2 separate regions of the Homo sapiens genome follow, and region 1 is linked to region 2. A link is a loop called in an ENCODE intact Hi-C map of the cell type or tissue named here. Cell type or tissue: OCI-LY7. All regions are shown on one strand.

Evidence for each region. A loop is a pair of places that touch in the nucleus more often than their neighbours do. Peaks named below come from ENCODE experiments on the same cell type or tissue, not always from the same donor. Only the 100,000 strongest peaks of a DNase experiment are listed, where the experiment ranks them.
Region 1: it touches region 2 in a loop (7-fold over the local background); 12 of 110 quality-filtered maps call a loop at or near these places.

The regions. Positions count from the first base shown.
Region 1 is chr6:107,651,777-107,659,776 of GRCh38, reverse strand. SOBP (sine oculis binding protein homolog) reads right to left here. Exons shown (of 7, transcript NM_018013.4): 7 at 1-1,570. Among named protein-coding and RNA genes, the nearest start is that of SOBP, 170 kb to the right of the region's middle. RefSeq lists enhancers at 1,443-1,632, 1,094-1,670, 1,873-1,922, 1,671-2,248. In OCI-LY7, CTCF peaks have their summits at 2,702, 4,109 and 4,311 (motif pointing right); DNase peaks (open chromatin) are centred at 1,426, 1,826, 2,676, 4,316 and 4 weaker places; H3K4me3 peaks cover 4,188 bases; H3K27ac peaks cover 5,339 bases.
Region 2 is chr6:107,314,382-107,322,381 of GRCh38, reverse strand. All of the region lies in intron 2 of PDSS2 (decaprenyl diphosphate synthase subunit 2), which reads left to right. Among named protein-coding and RNA genes, the nearest start is that of PDSS2, 140 kb to the left of the region's middle. In OCI-LY7, CTCF peaks have their summits at 3,836 and 4,059 (motif pointing left); a DNase peak (open chromatin) is centred at 4,061; H3K4me3 peaks cover 589 bases.

The DNA.
Region 1 (8,000 bases), 340 kb before region 2:
GTGACTCTGTACAAAGGAGAATCTAGAAATACAGTATGTACACCGCATCCTTGGGCCGTGGTGCTTCAAGGCTGGCGCCACACCGTCCTGGCCCTGCCCACCCGCAACTCGCCACCCCTCCTGCTGAGGCTCCGCGGCCTTGTGGGGCGGGGGCACCTGGACCCCTCCAGAGGGAACAATTGCTTTATTTGAGTTAGTAAACAGATACACTGAATCACAAGGTGATTTGATTTTTTTTTTTTTTAGTTTTCTTCCTTTTTTGATTTTTTTCTTAATTTTTTCTCTTCTTTTCTTTTTCTTTTTTTTTCTGTACTCATCAGAATGGGATACTCCACAACTGTCTCACCAACTCAGTGCCAGTACACATGCTCTAGAGGACTTCTGGACTCGCAGCTACAACTGTACAAGTGCACACAAGTGAATCTACCCTGTTATCCTCCACCCACTGATTGAGGATCGAATTGCACATTTCTCTTAACCATGACAGGAGAAAGCAAACAGTGAAACAGAATCATGGGTGATCTTTCTCACTTTCCCTCTTGTTTTCATTGGTTTGTCCATACCATTCTAATTATCATGAAAGGGCTCTGCATATAGAGAGATTGTCTCACTGACTTCCTGGATCACCGAAAACCATCAGGGTTGAAATTTCATCTGAGTCTTTCCTGACGCCCAGCAAATATTCCCCCTCGGATTATTTTACACCTTGAGGGCATTTTGGTCTTCAGTTCAACACTCTTGCTCTGTTCCCAAATGGGGCGCTATTTAGGGGAATTTAAAGAGAAAGCTGAGAAGAATAAACATTTACCGAGTTCTCTTGGCATTCAGTCTCTGAAAAACCACAGTATAAACTATTCATGCTGCTTCTTACATCTGTCAAATCGAAAATTAAAAGCCATAAAAGTGTAACACTGAAAATATGGCATCAAAAAGGATAAAGGTGGCCTTTGTAAAAATAACAAGAAAAGTATATTAGCCAATAAAATATTCTAACTCTTCATTTAAAAGTGCATCCCGGGCAGGACAGAGATGACTCTGAAGCATTGGGCCTCCAGGACCACCCCTCTCCGCCATCAAAACGTGAACAATATAGGTCCAAAACCGTACAATGCAAATCACAATTCTTAGTGTAGCAGCAAAACCACAGCAGTTTTTAAAAAGATTAAAAAAAGATTTTTTGTGTTCCAATCCATATCATCTTCCAGCCTCAGTCGCTGAGCCTTGAAGATGGGGCGGGGAGAATACCTACATTGGTCCTTGTGGCTTGTCGGTATTTCGTTTTTTTTAAAAGCCAGGGGTGAAATCCCTAAGTTCCTCTGGGGAGAAGCAGAGATGGTGGCAGCAGGAAGGCTGGGCCTGCTTGGTGGGTCCAAGATGCGCGGGCTTCTCTGGGCTAGAGGCCATCGAGGGAGGGCTGCTTCCTCTGAGATGCTTAATGACAGGAAGCGGCTTTATTTGCTTGAGTTTTAGCCAGAGGGGGTGGTGAGCTGACCAGCTGGTGTCATTGGATGGCGTGACATGGTTTGCTCTGCGCCCTCTCTCCATGAGCGTACCCTGTGAGTGAACGTTCCTGGAAAAAGAGCAGAAGGGGCTGTCAGAATCCACTGGACCGATCCCCCTCCCTCCGCCCAGCTGGGGAGAACCCAGGCATGAGTCAGACAGCAGCACACTCTCCAGCCGCCAGGGCAGACCTAGGATGAGCCCCAGAACCGCTGCAGCACAGCGTGATTTCAACAGGAGTTTCATTCACGGTCTGCTCAGGTCAGCCCTGCCAGCTTTGTGTGAGGAAATGAAACTCAAGTCGCTTTTTGGAATACCATAATGAGTAGGGTACACCACGCCCTCACCCAAAGACCACAGCATCCTTTGCAACCCAGCAACCCTCCCCCTCCACATGACTGCATGCTTAACCAGCAGGAGGCTTTTTTTTTTTTTTGAGACAGGGTCTCGCTCTGTTGCCCAAGCTGGAGTGCAGTGGTGCAACTGGCTCACTGCAATCTCTGCCTCCCAGTTTCAAGTGATTCTCCTGCCTCAGCCTCCCAAAGTGCTGGGATTACAGGCATGAACCACCGCATCCAGCCCCAGCAGGAGGTCTTTTGAGTCACCCAAGGTCACTCCAAAGCCAGGCAAGGTCACGGAGGACCCTGGAGCTCCTGACCTCACTCCTGTAACCCCATGTCTCAGCTCTGGTATTTGCTGAAAAGAGGGCCAATAGATTCACTTTTTGGCAAGTGGAAAATTACCATGGACACATATACCTATCTTCAGAAGTTTCCCACAAAGGCAACTAAGCTGGAAGAAATGCTTGCTTTTCTCCGTGTGTGGGTCTTGCCTGTAAAAGGTGAGCCATTCACATCTCTTCACATCCAAAACAAACAGTAGCACTGGACTGGAAGAAAATAAATCAACCAAGAGCCTTGGGGTCCCAGGGCAGAGGCTCTGAACAGGATTTTCCACCAGGAAAGTCAGTTTCTGGGGAATGCTCATCCCAACATTCACCGAGATATGAGGCTCTGCCTCTTGATACCTGCAGCCTTCTTTCATTTGCCGCCAGTCACTTGGTTTGAAATAGAGCTTCCTGAGGCCACTCAGTCAGTTCTGGGAGCAGCCACTTAGAAGTCTGCCAACTGCATGGTAAAGCCCCAGAGGTCAGGGGCTTGTCTGTTTTGCTCGTGTCTCTACACCCAACTCGTAGCTCAGAGTCTGGCCCGCTGTGGGCGCTCGACACACTTTGATCACATGAGTGGGTCAGGCGCCTCTCTTCTGCCATGCCCCAAAACAGCACCTTTTCTTCCTGCCAATAAATGAGGCTGTCAGAAATGTGAATGGGTAAAATTTGGCTAAGGTGAGGTGGTGACAGAGGACTTGTAAACATCTTTACAACTGTTGAGATTATTCTTAGAACAATGAACAAATAACTTCAGAGAGGTGATAGAATGTAGGACTTGAAGGGACCCCAGAGATAATACAGTACCATTTCCTCATTTTATAGTGAAGAAATGGAGCCACAAAGAGACCTGGAAGCTTGCTTGGAGTGTTTATAACATGAATTTAGCAAGAGCAAGAGGAGGTCAAATGCCCATTGGGAGGACTAAGTGGAAGCTTGTGCTTTGAACCCTGCTATCTAAATCCTGGTGTTAATGGCAACAATAATCAGCAGCAGCCAAAAACAAGGTTTGAAAGTTTCACTGTGCACGACAGGAAATGCCTGAGTTCCCCCAATCACATTAAATCACCAGATCTGTGTGTACTTAATATGTATATTAAATAACCAAAGTGAAAATGCAAAACACCACAAATATGTAATGGGGGTGGAATTACAAGGCCATGGAAACCTTTTCATTTGGCATGGTCAGATTTGGAAATGTGGATATTTATTTCTGAATAAAGAGCTCACATTTGACTTACTTTCTTTCTTTCTTTCTTTCTTTCTCTTTCTTTCTTTCTTTCTTTCTTTCTTTCTTTCTTTCTTTCTTTCTTTCTTTCTTTTCTTTCTTTCTCAAGAATAAGTGACAATGGAGAGAGGGGATACAAAAATAAAAGCACCAAGAGCCACTATCAAATGTGAGGCCACAAAAATTGAGGAGCTGCAGAGATGACAAGTGGATCCAAAGACACCGGGGTCACTTCTTCTGGGAACAATTCTTTTGCATTTAGCAAGCACAGCCTGGAAGTTGCTATGGAGGGAGGGAAGCCATCCCCACCTCTGGGCCTGGAACCAAGAGTGACTGAATCTTGTAGTTAGAGGGGGCCTCCTTCTTTCTTTAAAAGGGAGGAGGGAGAATGTTTAACATTTTCCTCCAGTAAACTGGGAAACACCGCCATTTTGAATTGCTTACTTAGGGATGCTGCAACTGCTTTTTTAATAATGTAGCTTTTTTCTTTAATGCAATCACTATTTAAAAAAATGAATGTTTCTCCAGTAAGTTTCTTTATATTCAAATCACCTTTGGACAAAGACCAAACACGGACAGCATCAGCCTACTTAAAGAAAATTTCCAGGCTTTCACAAGAGACTCGGTAAAACGGGATTATAATAAGAGCCATTCTGGAACCTTAACTACAGCATTTGCCATCCCAAACACTATAATAATCATTATTATTCTCTGGTATCTATTATTGTCTGGTAAATAATATGTGTTTTCCCCCAAAGTTCTGAAGGGTGCAGCTGCACCACACTCTATTTTTCGCAGCCCTAGTCCTGCTGCTCTGAAAAGCTTGCTCACACGAAGCTTATTTTAAGAGAATGGTAAAGTAGACAATTTGTGCTGTTTCCTTCCCTCTCACCACATACTTGCTGTGTCTGGGACACCCACAAAGGCCAGATGGTGGCAGTACAAGTCCCTCTCTGCTGATAACATTTGAGGAGGGGGCGGTATTGAAGGCATCCTCATTTGTCCTTCTGGCTCTGGCTGGTTCAGGGCAGCCCCCTTGTTGGTGACACAGGAAAAGACTCTGGAATCGATGAAAATGAAGAACCAAGCTTGGGCTTCACTTTTCTGATATTTATTGGTATGGAAGGTATGAAATCCAACAGAGTGGGGAGGAAATAAGTTTGGATTTTTAGAAAGTGATCATGGCAGGAAGTTCCAGAGTCTGGAGCTGGTTCTGTTTTGTCCTTGCCAAGCAGAAGAATCTTACGAAAAAACTGTCCTCCATGTCTAAATGTCTTCATCTGTGCAAAGGGGAAATTACTACAATAAGCGAAACAGAGACCCGAGTTACAGTACAAATGCCTCTGACTGGCTATGTGACCTTGGACCTGTTTCTCAGCCACCCTCCCCCAGAGCCTCGATTCTTCTACTATGTTCCTCAGTCACCCTCCCTCAGAGCCTTGATTCCTCTTCCATGTTCCTCACCCACCCTCCCTCAGAGCCTCAATTCCTCTTCCATGTTCCTCAGTCACCCTCCCCCAGAGCCTTGATTCTTCTACTGTTCCTCAGCCACCCTCCCCTCAGAGCCCTGATTCCTCCTCCATGTTCCTCAGCCACCCTCCCTCAGAGCCCTGATTCCTCCTCCATGTTCCTCAGCCACCCTCCCCCAGAGCCTCGATTCTTCCACTGTGTTCCTCAGCCACCATCCCTCAGAGCCTCGATTCTTCCTCTGTGCAGTGGGGGCCTGGGTGAGCTTCAGTATTAAGTCTTCCATTTCTCACATGCTCAGATTGTGGAATCTTTCCACAAAATCCAGTATCAAATATGTAGAATTATAAACTTGAACAACTGAATATTAATCTGTTACCAGTATACAAGGAAGCCCATGAACTTCTGGACCCTGAACTCCAAAATTTCAGAAAGTCTCCTTCTCTCAGTACACACAAACATACACACACATCTATGGCAGAGGTTTGTGGAATACCCCTTAAAGCAGGGGATTCTGGGGAAGTGGCCACAATTGTACCTCACACTTGGGTTTTCCTCTGATTTGGGCATTTGTCTGAAGGCAGGATAACCCACCCCTGCTACATGAAGCATCAGACACACACAATTACATACAAATAAAAGCCCATTTCTTATGCTATATATGTATCATACATGTACTATGTATGTACCATACACACACGCTGGCACCACAAGGCATGGTCTCCATCGGGCATGTATGACCAGCTATCTTCAGAATTCCAGGCCTGCCTGCCCCTTTTGGCCAGAGGAATGAAATATTTCTCTTCATGGAATCGTAACTGCACACCAAATGCATTGAGAGACTCTCTGTTCACCTGGTGAGTCACTTTTCTGTTTTATCAGGGAAGCATGGCCAAGAATGTGATCTAGATACTCATCCACCTTTATAACACAAAATTTTCCAGAGAATTATAGATAGCAAAACTGTGTCTAAATACATTCTCTCAATGTTGATACTGTCAAAATATGGCCACTCTCACCTTTACTTCTTTGACCTTTATGGCCTAAGACTTTCACTGTTAGCATTCCATAAAACTTCCAGGCAACCACTCCCAAAAGTAAATGTGTGTTCAGAGAAAAATGTCTGTCTTATTCTACATCCCAACATTTCCAAACTAGCTCTTCTGTGGTGGCAGATTCCACTTCTACCAGGAAGCCTGCCTCTATTAATCTAACCCATTTTCTAAACTTGTATTATTTCCTTCCTCAAATACTTTTGTAATTAGCATAATCAAAATCCAGTAGGTCTGTCCTGTCTTCCTCATTTAGAAGGCAAGCTCCCCATGTCTGTCATATTTATCCCCAGGAGTCTAAAACCCTGTGGCATCAATTCTATGATGTGCAAGAAATGCCTGCTGCCAGCCAGCTTGCCTTTGTCCAATTACCCAGGCCCTACCAGAGATCCACTCACTCGGGCACGTCTGCCCATCACTTATCACAGTTAAATACAGCCATTACGTGCTGGCTGCGGCAACGCTGTTTATCTGGGACAATAACGAGTCCCTGAGGACTGGATTGCTCTCAGGTAGCCGCAGCTATTCTGGGACACTCACAAGGGTAGAGCCCTGCGGTCAATGAACAGAGCCGCCTGCACTAGCTGATAAACTCTGAGTGTGATGCCAGATAGTGGTCCCCACACCAAACCCATCCCAGGAAGGAAGGTTTTTACCAAAACACGATTCCTTCTCTCCTCCATCAACCATTGCTTCATGAAGAGTTTTTAAATGGCTTTTGCAGGATAGAAATTGTTCTCATTTTTGAAGAGGATGACATCTCTTTTCTTATAGCTCATTAACTGATGAAGATACGTGGGAGATACTGGAGGTTTGGTTCTAGACCACTGCAATAAAGTGAGCATTGCAATAAAGCAAGTCACATGCATTTTTTTGGAGGGTTTCCCAGTGCATATAAAAGTTATGTTTATACTATACTGTAGTCTATTAAATGTGCAGTAGCATTATGTCTAAAAAACAATTTACATTTCTTAATTTAAAATACTTTATTTGTAAAAAAAAAAAAATGCTAACAATCATCTGAGCCTTCAGCAAACCATAACCTTTTTGCTGGTGGAGAGTCTTGCCTTGATACTGACGGCTGCTGACTAATCAGGGTGGTGGTTGCCAAAGGCTGGGGTGGCTGTGGCAATTTCTTAAAATAAGACAACAATAAAGTTTGCCACATTGGTTGATTCTTCCTTTCACAAAGGATTTCTCTGTGTCATGCCATGCTATTTGATAACATTTTACCCACAATAGAACACTTTCAAAACTGAGTCAATCCCTGCTGCTGTTTTATCAACTAAGTTTATGGAATAGTCTAAATCCTTTGTTGTAATTTCATCATTGTTCACAGCATCTTTACCAGGAGCAGATTCTATCTCTAGAAACCAATTTCTTTGTTCATTCTTAAGAAGCAACTCCTCATCTGTTCAAGTTTGATCGTGAGATTGCAGCAATTCAGCCACATATTTAGGTTCCCCTTGTAATTCTCTTGCTATTTCTATCATATCTGCAGCTACTTCCTCCACTGAACTCTTGAACCCTTCAAAGTCATCCACGAGTGTTGGAATAAACTCCTTCCAAACTCCTGTTAATGTTGATATTTTGACCTCCTCCTATGAATCACAAATGTTCTTAATGGCATCTAGAATAGTGAATCCTTTCCAGAAGATTTTCAATGTACTTTGCCCAAATCTGTTAGAGGCATCACTATCAATGGCAGCTAGAGCCTTATGAAGTGTATCTCTTAAATGATAAGACTTGGAAGTCAAAATTCCTCCTTGATCCATGGGCTGCAGAATGAATGTTGTGTTAGCAGGCATGAAAACAATTAATTTCTTTGTACCGCTCCATCAGAGCTCTTGGATGACCAAATGCATTGTCAATAAGCAGTAATGTTTTAAAAGAATTATTTTTTCCTGAGCAGTGGGTCTCAACAGTGGGTTTAAAATATTCAGTAAACCATGGTATCAAGAGATGTGCTGTCACCCAAGCTTCGTTGTTCCACTGACAGAGCTCAAGCAGAGTAGATTTAGCATAATTCTTAAAGGCCCTAGGATTTTCAGAACAGTAAGTGAACACTGGCTTCCACTTAAGGTCA
Region 2 (8,000 bases):
ATGCCCGGCTATTTTTTTGTATTTTTAGTGGAAACGGGATTTCACTGTTGGTCAGGCTGGGCTCAAACTCCTGGCCTCAAGTGATCCACCTGCCTTGGCCTCCCAAAGTGCTGGGATTACATACATGAGCCACCACACCTGGCCTGGCCTCAAGTTTTTAAGTGGAGTAAAACATCCTTAACTCTTCAATTGCATTCCCTACAGGATTAGATACAAATTCCTTAACACAGCAACAGGCAATTCCTAACAGCCCTAGAGTGGATGTGAGGAAGATAAAAGCATGATTAATGTTTTTCTTTGTCATCAAGAAAAGGGTATGTGCAAGAGTGTAGGTTGATCTAATATGATTGTTTAGGCCCCATCAGGTAGGAAGTGAGGTTGAGGGAGCCCAAAACTAGAGAGAAAGTAGTGATCAAGGGACTGGAGATCATGATGAATCAGTTTGCAGGGGTGGAAGTGGTAATGCAATGAAAGAGCAGAAAAGACAGTAGGTTTTAGATGGAAAGTTGGATATCCAAGTGGAGATTTCAAAAGTGGAACAGTTCTGATTGGTTATGTTCAGTTGTGCCTTAAAGTGGGTTTCACAGAATACAGTGGAGGTGGTTGAATTGAGTATATTGAAAAACTGTAGGGTGGGCAATTCACATGATTGAAGTCAACCAGAACAACAGAACTGAGACTTCAATAAATGTAGAGGCACAGAGAAGAGGAGTGATGGCAGAAGTAGAGCTGGTTTCAAAGGAACAGTGGTTTTCACCAAAATGAGGAAATAAGGGGAGCACTGAGCACTGGTCCCACCTCTCAGCTCCTCAGTTTGTGGCTTGTAGAAGTTAGGCATATCTGCTCATGAACATATAGGATTTGGACACTCCGGGAAAAGCCGTGGTGTATTTAGAGCTAGAACATAGAAGAAAGGTTCTGTGAAATCTTAAAACACTTAACACATTGTTTGTAATGACTGTTTTGTAAATACTGATTTATGTATGTTTTCTTACTAAACAGTACCTTCTAGAAGTCAGGGTTTGTGTCTTAATCATCTTCCAACCTATCACCTCTCCCTCCACTGAGGCCTCTATTACATTTTGTACCTTTGAGGCACTTCTCGTCTATTTTATAGTAATCTGCATATTTATCTTGTCCCTCTGCTAGATTTGTTCCTTTGCTCATTCATTCATTCATTCAACAAACATTTATTGAACACCTGCTGTGTGCAAAGCTAACTATAATAAATATAGAAATATAATTATTACTATAGCTAACACATATAGAGTTTTCTATAAGTCTGCTACTGTTCCATATTCTTTATATATATTAGTGCATTTATTTAACATTTAACATTGGTTAAGAAATTGCTTTTCTTGGTAAACAGGCTTAAAGAAATTTAATAACGTGCTCAAGTTTATAGTGTAAGAAAATCACAGAGTTGAGTTTCAAATCCCATTTGACCATAGAATTCATGCTCTTTCCATTACTGTAGACAACCTATGAAGTAGGGTGCCTTACATATACTTTCTTAGTCATCTTGACATCCTCAGTATAGTGGACAGACATCAGGTTATAAACTTTTTCTTTGACCTCCAAAGCCCCAGCACTATGGTGGGCACTCAAGTGCTCCATGTATTATTGTTGATTTATTGAGACAAAATTTTCTTAGGGGGTTGAATGTGGATTTTGGTGGGGCTCTATATAATTTAAAAATAAAAACGTTTATGTTTGCAGGCCATTATCTCTATTACTGCATGTTTCCTTTCACACATTTATTCTTTATATGTTGTGAAACACAGATATTTATATATTTTCTTTGACACAAGAACCTTTTTTTAAAATAGACTTGTGCCCTAAGCAGATATTCTGTCTAATGGGCTTTCCCTATAGACAAAGAGTAAAGTGTATTTCATTTGTCATTAGTCCTGAAATGTCAGTGCTGCAAATTTTGTTATTTTTGGAAACCATTACATTCATACTCATTAGAGACAACATTTCAAGGAAATACTTGAATGATTATGCACCTACAAGATTTTCTCTTGTCCATGAGTAATTTGTATCCTGTAATAATATGGAGCTTCTATTACTCTATTATAATTACTTACATATTTGTTGCAAATAATGATGTAATGGATTTTTTTGAGGCTGTACGTGAGAACCAACAAACTGCGACGCAAAACAAGTTTCCACCCCTTTTTTCCAAAGCTATAGTTAATCACTTGAACACTATCCAATATAGTAGAAAGCTGGCAGACTTTTCTTTGCAGCAGGCTATGTAAAAATGTTTATAATTTACAGCTTATTATGCCATGCAAACGACTGTGTTCCCAATGAAGGCGAGTGAGAAAATATGGCTGTTAAATTACTTAACTCCTCTTTGTTACTTGTTTTCTGGCAACAGTGGAAGGATACTTTGCACTTAAAATGCATTTCTGTATTTAATTTTATACCATTCAACTCAGAACTTTAAAAAATAGGGATTTGCTTTTTTATCTCTCTCTATAGATAGACCAGACCAATTTAAATTTAACAAAAACAGTAAGCTGAAAAATCAGAATTGTCAGGGAATGAAAATGTAATAATACAAAATTATTAGGGTTTAATTCAATTTAGGGCTTTAACTTTGCAAAACCTTTGTTACTGACACGTCTGCAACGGTTTATAGGCAGCTTGTTATTTTCAAAGGTACTTTATGCAAACTTTGTTTTATATTGTCTGCAGCGCTTTGGCTGAAAGTTGATCTTCCTCAAAAACAATTAGAGGGGTAGGCAAGGTAACTTGGACCTCTCTGTTATCTGTTGAATATATTCATCCATTTTAGGTCTTTCCTTAGCATTTTCTAATTTTATCAATGCCCTTATTAAATTCATAAGGCCCCTAACGTCAGGTACCACGTTGTCTTTTGTGGTTGCCATTCTTTCTGTGCCTGGTATACTACTACAAGTTTATAGTCAATCAGAACACCCCAGATCATGACCTCTATTTGCGTGGGAACGTAGCAAAAGCTGGTTTTTAGGTACTGTACCTTCAATGAAGGAAGTTCTGAGGAAGGCAAGTAAAAACACTACAGCTGGTGTTTAAAAGTTTATATAGTGTGTTTTCCTTCTAATTCTTCAGCTTTAAATGTGGGGAGTAGGGGAAACTTTCTATTTGGTTTACACTCCCTGAAGGTATAAGAGAAGAAACATTTATATTTAAATATTTAAAACATTCAAAAAACATGTTTAATTTTTCCACTTTCCGATTTTAGAATTAATTTAGAAACCAGGGACTCTGTAGTACTTGACCAGTTCTTAGTAATTGCACATTCTTTTTTCCATAGCACAAATAATCAGATACTGAGTGTGTGTGTAGTGTGTGTGTGTGTGTATGTGTGTGTGTGTGTGTGTATATATATATATTTTCTTTTTTAACATAGTCTCACTCTGTCACCCAGGCTGGAGTGCAATGGCACAATCTCGGCTCACTGCAACCTCTGTCTCCTGGGTTCAAGTGATTCTCCTGCCTCAGCCTCCCAAGTAGCTGGGATTACAGGCGCCTGCCACCAGGCCCAGCTAATTTTTTGTGTTTTTAGTAGAGATGGGGTTTCACCATGTTGCCTAGGCTGGTTTTGAACTCCTGAGCTCAGGCAATCCACCCACCTTGGCCTCCCAAAGTGCTGAGAATTACAGGCGTGAGCCACCGTGCCCGGCCGATGAACTGAGTATATTTAAATGGGAATTTTTGTGCACCTGCAACTCATGTTTTTAAGAAATAATGGATTGCTAGCTATCTCAGAGAAAATAAGATTATGTCACTATCAAGGCATTATCATTTTTATTGTCTTCTTCAGGGAACTTTTTGGTATATAAGGAAAATTTTTTCATTTTCTACTTCAGATCTTTTTTTTTTAAGCTAACCATTACAACAGACTTATAGGTCATCTCTGATTGTGTCAAAGTAAAAAATTGAATAAAACAATTTGTTCTGTTTTCATAGTTGCTTCTTTTTTGAGTAAACAGAGACCTGGGATCTTCTGGAGCTCAGCCCTCTGGGTGGGAGGATGGGTGCCTAGCACTGCTCTCCGCTGACCTCTTCTGGTCTCCTGTTAGAGCTGTTGTTGAAGTAGATAGCTACTTCCTCTTAGACTGCCTTGGTGAAAGAAGCGGGGCGGTCAAGGAGAAGTGGAGGGAAATTAGCCAGTATATACTTCATTATGATAACCTCCCCACCTGTTTACCGCTCAGGATTCCTTTTGTTATTCTCCCACCCCTGTTTAAAAAAGCGTCTTTACCAGGCACTTTATATATAAAATCATCATTATATGATTTTCCATTTTATTAGATACACTTGTAACTGCCAATCTGAGCTTCTGATGACCACAAGATAACCACTGTCGCATCTTATTAATGAGTACAAAATTAAAGAAAATTAAAAATTTTGTTAACAGATGTTACTTTATCTGGGGGGAGGGGGAATACATTGCTTTCCTTCGACATTTTGGAAAGGGAAAATTACTCACCTCTGTGAAGAACTTGTTACCTACTGTAAATAACCCTTAAAGATCTGCGTACCCCAAACTGGGGACCACTAATCTAACAGTACCATCAAGCAGTAAAGTGCTCACATTATTTTTTGCTGTAGAAATGGTGACCATTACTAATTTGGTGCCATTTTCAAACGGTAAAAGGTGATCTGCATGTTATTGTTATAAATTATGAATATTATATTGGGAGCTTTTATTTTTATCCATAGAATAAGGAGTTGGAGATGTAACCCAAAGCCCTGATGGTGTCCAGTGACAGAATTCCACTTTGTTCCTAAAACTGGGAGGTCAGGCACGGTTGTAATCTATATGCTGTCTTTGCAGAACACATGGTCATCAAACCTAAAATTCAGACAGCTTTACATTTTGAGATAAAATAGGCTCATCACATACAGAAGAAGCCTTTATTTCTGGGAGCTACATTAAAGTCTGTAGTTCATACTATTCCCTCATCACTCTGGGGCTCTCCCTGGCCCCCTCCCATTTTGTGCCCTCTCAGTTTATCACACTTCATCTCTTGTCACACCTTTGTCTCATGTTTCCTCCACATCTGGTTGTGCTTTTTTTCTGTTATTACTGAACATCATCTAATAATACCTAAACCATTTAAACCCTCTGGAATAGGGCAGAGGTGAGAGCAAATGAATAAACTGAAGATCTTAGAGCAGTGGAAAGAAAGAGACGCACTGACAAAATGGCTGCTCTGACACTGCTGCGAGGTGCCGTGGAGGAGAGGTTGGCCATACTCCTCTGTCTCCACTCTCAGCAGGCTCGTTCTTGGTTTGTTCCTTGAGATTCATAATTACATGTAGTATTGAAATGAACGTAGAGCAGTAGTGACCAGCATGGGGCCTAGTTGCTTTTACTTTTTCTGCAGTTCAACAATATAACTTGTTTTTGTATTATGATTGACATCTTATGATTATCTGTACCTTTTGTGACGTCTGGTTACCAGAAGCTTTTTCTGGTAGAAGAAAAGCAAAATTCAAAGCCAGGAATAATACTGCAACCATTTATACAAAGTTTTATGTGCACAATATGTGCAAAGCTATAGATGTAGTATATGTTTTGTTTTTTAAAAAAGCTTTGGAGTCTATACATTTTTTGTTCATTAAATGAAAAATGTTGGTAGGTTAAATACTGCTGAATTAAAACACTGTTGAGGAAGGGAGAACGGCAGTCACTTAAAAAGCTAAATCAGAGTAGATATATAGGGCCTGTTTAAAAAGGCCCAATATTCACGAAAAAAAGAAATCTGTTATACTAAAAGAGGAAAATGAGTATTACTATCATGCTGTCATGATGCTACTCTAAATGCCTCAAAACCACCTAACAATCCATTCAGGAATCTGCCATATTGTAGACCATAGCCATATATAATAGCTGTACTAGAATATAATGGCATTTACATTTAAAAAAAAAAGCAACCTTTTGTAAGTATCTGATTACACCTGAGCTATACTGGATACCATAGCAAAAGAATTAAACCAATCCGTCCTCTGCTGTCTAAAAGTTTATTATATTTTACAGATGTTTTGAGAGTAGACACACATACTAGACATATAAGATACCAGAAAAATTAAAGTGATGTATATATAGCTCATCCTTTTGTCAGTTTAAGGGGAAAGATACAAGGATGCTTACCTCATTCATGTGGGGGTAAAGATTAAGAAGAATAACCAACAGAAATTCAAAATTTGGTCATGACAAGTTATTAAATCAGACTTACAGTTAACATTAAATGGATAATACATTCATCCACTCTGAAATTTGACCATATGTGGACCTGACAAAGGAATTTTTTCTATAACATACTTTTTATTTTTTTAACATGATCCAAACTGTTCTAGAACTTTCTTGCTGACTTTATTTCATTAAGTCCATCAATCCAACTTCAAGATGTTTTCTTCTAATTAGGAAGAGCATTTTTAAAGGATTTCTAAAACTGTATATTGTGATAATCTGAGGTAAATGATCCCGCCCCAGCCTCCTCTCACTTGTTCGCCCACCTTCCCAGTGTATTTCTCCCCTACAGTTCTCACTGGGTAGAATTCTCACTTTAGCTGTTACTTCCCTGGGTAATCCTTACCTTACTTCATCAAGATTTCAATTAGGTCCTCTTCATCTGGGCTCCCTTGGCAAGCTGTATTTTCTTCTGGGACAGCAATTATTGCCCAAGATTCAAATCATTTGGTTTCCTGTCCAAATGCTTCACTGACCTGGCCATGAGCTTCTCAAGTACAGAGATATGCTTTCTTTCTTTCTTTCTTTTTTCTTTTTAATGAATTCTCAGACTCTTATCACAGGGTCTGACATGACAGCACTCAATAAGTGTTCATTAAATGAAAGGAAAGGATCCTTGAATAATCACTACAACTGAGGTCTGTTAATAAAATGTGGGGAAAGTACATTCAGAATATTATCCTTCTAACTGTAATGAATTTTGATATTTTATTAACAGTCCAATCAGGACTTTAGAAATCTCTTCAAAAGATCTCTTTGCTACAAATGTTTATCCTGCCAGTAATTCAGATGCTGTTAACCAGTTATCTGCTGATTTGGCAAAATCCATTAAGTATCTATTATTTTGCAATATTTATTTAAATCTTTGTAACTTATTCCAAGATCTGCCTTCTTGATCACATCTTTCTGGTTATAATAGTTATATCTGCAAATTCTATTTTATTAAATATTGATAAATGTGGGTTTGCTATAAAAATTTAAAAATGGGTTATCCTTTTAAGAAAATAAGTATTTAGAGTAATTGGTAAATTTATTTAAAAATTATATATAATGACAGTATTAAAATGTTTAAAAATAAGTTAATGTAAACAAGACATTTTAAAGTACAGGTTGGTACTTCATTAACTTTAATTTTGTGACTTTTGTCAGTTGATGTCACAACCTTAGTGTTATTTTAAAAATAGTTTTTATAGGGCTACTTAATTAAGTAACATGGTATTTGCTTATTTCAAACAGTCTGCCTTTGTTCCTGTCCAAGCCATGCTGGCAGGGCATTGCTTTTCTTTTCCCTTTTGTTAATATGCTGTGTTAGATAATGGTTCTGTAAATAATAGATTCCAAGGACCTTTGATCCACCGTTACTGTAAAATAAAATGCAACTTAATTTTTTCAGGGCATAATGGTTTTAACCTTGCGTACTAATTTGACTGTGCTTGTGGGGGCAGATCCTTAAATGAGACGCAAATGAAGGAAAAATTGCTAATGCTGCCACTGTATATCTAATGAGCACTGTGTAATAAACCATAACCTCTTTGACATTTCTCTGGAAAGCAGCATGATTATTTTGGATAGCTAGCCCTTTGTGGATGGCTCATTACCGTCTGGCATAATATGTATTGATAGAGACTGTAATTGTCAACTCCTATTTGACATGCTGCCTCTAATAAATATGGCTTGCATCGCTGGAGCCCACTGATGGTTATATGGGAAACTGTAATTAAAGAAAAAAATATATTTTTAGGTTAAA